Regions from separate parts of the Homo sapiens genome. Here region 1 is linked to region 2. A link is an interaction called in ENCODE POLR2A ChIA-PET data of the cell type or tissue named here. Cell type or tissue: Panc1. All regions are shown on one strand. Each heading gives the region's core, and the rest is flanking DNA. Links, peaks and the distances in the headings are about the cores only.

Region 1 (2,896 bases), core at 98-2,597, 390 kb before region 2:
AATGCACCAGAGTAATGATGCTGTGGGCTCTAAGGGTCTCCGCAAAGACGCACCCCCCTCATAAGCGGATTCTAGTCTCTGGGTTTCACTGCCAGCCTGCCCCAGAGCAGTGCTTGGCCCAACACCCTGCCAACGGGGTGAGCGGGCTTACAAACCGCTCATGCGTGAAGGTTACGTAAAAACAAGCCGCCCAGCTCCCCTGCAGGCAGGCGGATGGACAAACGGCACTGCTGGGACCCTGCTTGGCCATGGGGGAAGGACACACACAGCCTGGGTGAGTCCCCGAATCACTGTACCGAGTGGAAGATGTCAGAGGAAACCACGTACGCACTGCAGGAGGCCATTATGCAAAGCTCTAGAAGATGCAAATTAACCTACAGTGACTGAAGGCAGGTCAGTGGTTACCTGGGGACAGGTGGGGCAAGGAGGGGTCGGAGGGGGATTACATAGGACACAGGGAACTCTGGGGTCCGGGCGTCTACGCTGCTTGGACTGCAGGGATGGCTTCTGGTGTTTATACGTATTTCAAAACTCATCAAATTGTACTCTTTAAGTATGTACAGTTCAGTGTATGTCAATGATACTGCAATAAAATTGTTACCCACAGAAAGAAAACAAAAAGCAGCCCAAGGCGAAAAAGTCGATCCTGTGCCCTGAGCACAGGCAGTCCTGAGGTGCGAGCGGTTTCCCACCAGGCTCTTCTTGGCCTTTCGAGAACTTCAGCCCCTCTCTGCTGTTTCCTGTTGCTGGCATCCACTTTCCCATCTCACAATATTTTCTCCTGTCTGGTCTCCTGTATCTGAAACCCACTGCTACGGGATCTCCCCTCTTTCTGGAAAATGTTCATTAAACAGGAAACAAACCCACCCTTTAAGCATCTTCCTTTCTTGCATGAAGCTGAGTAACTCACCATCTGCCCTTGCTTCCAGGCAGCTCAGCTAGACTGCCCACAGCCACACTGTCCAGTATGGAAGCCCTGGCCACATGTTTACATTAATTAAAATAAAACACAGCCGGGCATGGTGGCACGAGCCTGTAGTCCCAGCTATTCGGGAGGCTGAGATGGGAGGATTGCTTCGGTCCAGAAGTTTGAGACCAGCCTGGGCAACGTGGCGAGACCTCATCTCCGAAACAAGTAAATACAACTAAAAATCCAGTTCCTCAGTTCCATGAGTCATGCCTAAAATGCTCAACGGCCCTATGTGGCCAGCAGCTACTGAAGTGGACAGCACCAAATACAACATTTCCATCATCCCAGAACGTTCTGTCAGAAAGGCTGCTCCAAAGAGACAGTCCTTGACCTTCCGGAACTGCACAGTTTGGTGAGATGTGTGCAGAGACAGAGGAAAGCCGGCTTCCCTTTATCCACACACACAGATGGCCAGCATCTCCGGGTGTGCCGAGAAAAGGAAACAACAGGCTCAGGCTGAATGAACCAAAGGGTGCCGGCCCCTTGTTGGCAGGGAGCAGCTTAACTTGCGGAAGCCGGGAGAGAGGCCTGGTGGGGGCCCAGCTCCCCAGGCAGGGGCGGCAGAGTGGGTGATGGGGGCTTCTCTGCAGGTGCACTGCGGAGGCAGACACCAGCGAATCCGGCAGAGACGGGAACTAGCCAGATAAACCCCGAGGGAGGGGTGGGGGCAGGTGGTCTAGGAGGCAGGAACTGCAGGTCTGCAGAATGGGGGGCAGCCAGAAGACCAGAGGCAGATGAGGCTGGTGAGAGGTGGGCCCAGTGGGGGGCCACCTGGGGAAGACAGCCTCACTCTGTCCACCCAGTGTCCTGGCCCACCTTGTCACTCAGATCCCCTCATGTTATCACCACCTGAGATGTCCAGTCTGCCCCAGGAGAGCAATCAGCTAATCCCCCTGCCTGGAATTCACCCTAGCACTCAGAGACCAGATATGCTTTGTGAGGGTTCTCTGGGCTGGCAAAGTGGCGGCGGTGGGAGTGGCCGGGAGACCCTGGGATGGTGGTGACTGGAAGCAGAAGGCAGCAAAGGAGATGAAAAGTGGGGACATTAAAGAACTCCTGAGGCTGGCCGGGCGCGATGGCTCATGCCTGTAATCCCAGCACTTTGGGAGGCCGAGATGGGTGGATCACGAGGTCAGCAGATCGAGACCATCCTGGCTAACACGGTGAAACCCCATCTCTACTAAAAATACAAAAAATTAGCCGGGCGTGTTGGCGGGCACCTGTAGTCTCAGCTACTCGGGAGGCTGAGGCAGAAGAATGGCATAAACCTGGGAGGTGGAGCTTGCAGTGAGCCGAGATTGCGCCACTGTACTCCAGCATGGGTGACAGAGCGAGACTCCATCTCAAAAAAGAAAAAAAAAAAAAAAAAAAAAGAACTCCTGAGGCCAAAAGAACACCAGGACCTAGTGGCGGCTAGATACTTGGGGTGACAAGGGGAGCTCGGGACCTCAGTTTTCTTTTTTTTTCTTTTTTTTTTTTTTTGAGACGGAGTCTCCCTCAATTGCCCAGGCTGGAGTGCAGTAGCGTTGCAATCTCGGCTCACTGCAAGCTCTACCTCCTGTGTTCAAGCGATTCTCCTGCTTCAGCCTTCCAAGTAGCTGGGAGTACAGGTGTGCATCACCATGCCCAGCTAATTTTTGTATTTTTAGTAGAGACGGGGTTTCACCATATTGGCCAGGCTGGTCTCGAACTCCTTACCTCATGATCCACCCGCCTCGGCCTTTCAAAGTGTTGGGATTACGGGCGTGAGCCACTGCGCCCAGCGTTGGGACCCCAACTTTCAACAGGGCAAAGGAAAACAAGTCCGGAGAGCCGGCACCCCATGCAGCTCCTGGGCAAGCTTCTGTAGTGATTTTCATGCACTAACAGCTCATCCTCCAGCCCTGGTAATAAATGGGAACCTGGGAAAGGGGCCCATCCAAAAAT
Region 2 (2,896 bases), core at 102-2,601:
CCAGCCTGGGCGAGAGAGTGAGACTCCATCTCTAAATAAATAAATAAGGCACAGCCCGCATCGAGGAGTGGGAACTTGCCTTATTCGGCGGAGGGCATCCTGGAGGAAGGGCAGAGGCCCAGGGAAGGAAGAGCCCAAGCCACACGTGCTCGGTGGTTTTCTTGTGCCTGTTCCTATTTCTTCCTAAGAGCCGGATAAGCCGATCTCCTGGCAGGTGCAGAAGCCTTTGGACCAGGCTGGGCCAGAGACAGGCAGGGTGGATGGGACCAGTTGCCCCAGCCCCTTCCCACCCAATGGGCCAAAGCCAGGAGCCCCCACCCCAACTGGGCCCAATGGCTTCCTCAGACCAGGTGGTGCCTGGGGATCTCAGGCTGTGTCTCCTGAGCAGGTGCTTCAGGACACTCCCAGACCCAGAATCAGGGTCGGCTGGGGATGGATCCCAAACCCAGCACTCCCAGGCCCCTCCCTGCTGGAGCTGGCTCAAACCAGCTCCAGCCAGTCCGAATCAGTGCAAGGCCCTCCAACCTGGCAACTTGTCGTCATGGTAATCATGAGGAAGGCTTCCCATCAGCGGATCCCAGTGAGTGATGGCGGGGCCAGGCCTCAGGTCCAGGAAGGTGAGGCGACCTGGGGACCAGCAGCCTGGCCAGGAGCCTGCATTCCTGCGGGCAGCGGCCAGCATGGTGGCCAAGTCTCCTAGCCTCCTCCGGCCCAGCCAGACCCAGGTCCCAAGGGACCTGAGAGACGGAGGGCACCTGTGGCTAGCCCGACTGCCAAAGCCAAGGGAGGTCTCCCCCGGCGCCAGCTCAGGCCTGGCTAGCCCGTCCCGCAGGGGGCTGGGGTCCCTGCACCTGTGCACCAGACTCCTACCTGGTGGCTCCAGCCAGCCCTGGATGGGCCCTGTGAGGAGAGCTCTCTGGACACCTGGGGTCCCTGCTCCCCAAGGAGGTCCCCTGCCAGGGACAGCAAGAGCAGCCTTGAGTCCCAGGGAGGAGACCCGTAGAGCAGGCCAGGGAGGTGCAGGTGAAGAGACCCCGAGGCTGGCTAGAGGGGATGTCACCCGGAGGGGCTGACGTGGGGCTGGAAGCAGGACCAGAACAAAGCCCTGGGGGGTAGGGCTGGGCCTTGGGGTCGGGGGACGCCCTGTGGCCCCAGTGGGCTCCCACCCCCAAAGCCCAGGGGAGCCAGGGACAGGGCAGGAAAGGACACACCCGGCAGGCCGCAGTCTGTGCAAATGCTTTAATGGTGGATTCTTAGATACAGTGGTTAATCCATTGCCCACAATTCTTTACTAATTCCGAGGCACCTCATGCCGGGAACACACTTTCCCTTCCACTAAACAAAGGTGACCGCGTTTCAGAGCTCTCCTCTTACAAGGTTCACGTCCTTCGTTAGGCCGAGGACCGTGGTACTACAAAAGAACATTTCGTTAGCTGAAGTCACTACGATTGGCGAGAAACATCCGTTACTTCAGAATACGTTAACTACAAAATATATTGAATTTCCATATGTATTAACCATATACATGTGTAACTATTACTAAATGTAGTTCAGTCATTACAAAATAAGACATTCTGGGAGCGGGCTACAAATATTCAAACCAGCTGAATTCCCCAGGTAAGGCCCCGTGTTATAAACAAACCACAAACATCAGACGTCAGACCGAGAGCTCAGTGACTGCAGGGTGCGTAGCCGGAAAAGCCAACAAGGCACTGGCACCGCAGAGTCGCTGGAGGGGTGGTGGGGGGCACTGCCGGCTCGGGGGGCCTTTGGAAGTCACCTCTAACTTCGATTCCCAGCCAACAGCGGCTGGAGTCCCACACGGACCTGGAGGGTGCCGAGCTCCCCTTCCCAGGGCCCTGGACCGCCCTCCCTGCATTCTTTGCTCCTTTGGGGAGCCCCGCCCTGCCCTCTTGGGACCCTGCACTTGGGCCACGGGGACCCAGCTCCAGCCACCGGGGGGTGCCAGGGCAGCAGGGCCAGCTCCAGCCCCAAGGCTTGAAACGAAACTGAGGAGGGCCAAGCTCGCTAGGATGGGGAGACTGGGTTGGGAGCCAGAGGTTGGAGGGCTGGGAGCACCGGGCTGTGTCCCCCAGGGCTTCCCATCTCTGTCCACTGTGCCTTCCTGCTGGGAGGTGACCGGCACCCAACTTCCCAGCCAGGCCACTTCCTGCAGTGGCTCAGGCAGCCCCAAGAGGCCTGGCCGGCCCAACCTTTGCAGAGGGCTCAGCGTCAGGACGGCTGCTGAGGCGCACAGCCTCCCCAGGACAGACCACACTCAGGTGGCCTCAGGACGAAGAATTCCAGACACAGGCTGCCCAGGGCCCTCTACCTGGCGCTAAGGGTCGGGGAAGCCCTGGAGGGCCACGGCTGTGGGCTCTCCCAGAAAAAGCACCTGGCGTTTGCCACGGGTGGTAGCAAGGCTGCCTCCTGAGGACACAAGGGACAGACACCTGAGGTGGCACCCTATGCACAGCGCAGCTCCATCCCTGTGACCTGGCCACTGAAGAGGGGAACCCCCGCCAGCAGGCTGCCCGGATAGGAGTCCTCAGGCAGCCCCCAGCCCTGGTCTGGACCTGGCCTTGTGGCCCCCAAGACAGCTGGCACCGGTGCAGTTGCCAGGGTCTCGATGCCAATCCCGACCTATGCAGATCTTAGCTGCCCAGCGCTCTACAGCCCGCAGATGCGGGGAGCACAGAAACCTCAGCAGCACTTTGTACACAGCCCTGTTTACAAAGATCCAGGGCAAGACAGAGCCTCACAGCCTGCGTGCATCCGAAGCAGATGGAGAGCCTGGTCCTGGCCCGCGGTGGGGCTGCAGGTGGGTGGGGAGGGCCGGGCACTGGGAGGCCGCCTCCTCTCACTTTCAATGATAATAATGCAACCAAAACCTTTA

What was found. ChIA-PET counts read pairs that join two places held together with the same protein. Peaks named below come from ENCODE experiments on the same cell type or tissue, not always from the same donor. Only the 100,000 strongest peaks of a DNase experiment are listed, where the experiment ranks them.
Region 1: POLR2A ChIA-PET joins it to region 2 with 7 read pairs; 2 of 35 experiments call an interaction of 5 or more read pairs at or near these places.

The regions. Positions count from the first base shown.
Region 1 is chr16:1,711,499-1,714,394 of GRCh38, reverse strand. All of the region lies in intron 1 of MAPK8IP3 (mitogen-activated protein kinase 8 interacting protein 3), which reads right to left. MAPK8IP3-AS1 (MAPK8IP3 antisense RNA 1) reads left to right here and starts at 204. Exons shown (of 2, transcript NR_184234.1): 1 at 204-393; 2 at 608-866. RefSeq lists an enhancer at 408-457. In Panc1, for the core only: no CTCF peak of the experiment used is centred there; no DNase peak of the experiment used is centred there; H3K27ac peaks cover 768 bases.
Region 2 is chr16:1,325,347-1,328,242 of GRCh38, reverse strand. It overlaps UBE2I (ubiquitin conjugating enzyme E2 I), which reads right to left. Exons shown (of 7, transcript NM_003345.5): 7 at 1,226-2,896. Among named protein-coding and RNA genes, the nearest start is that of BAIAP3, 6.8 kb to the left of the region's middle. RefSeq lists an enhancer at 2,432-2,601. In Panc1, for the core only: no CTCF peak of the experiment used is centred there; no DNase peak of the experiment used is centred there.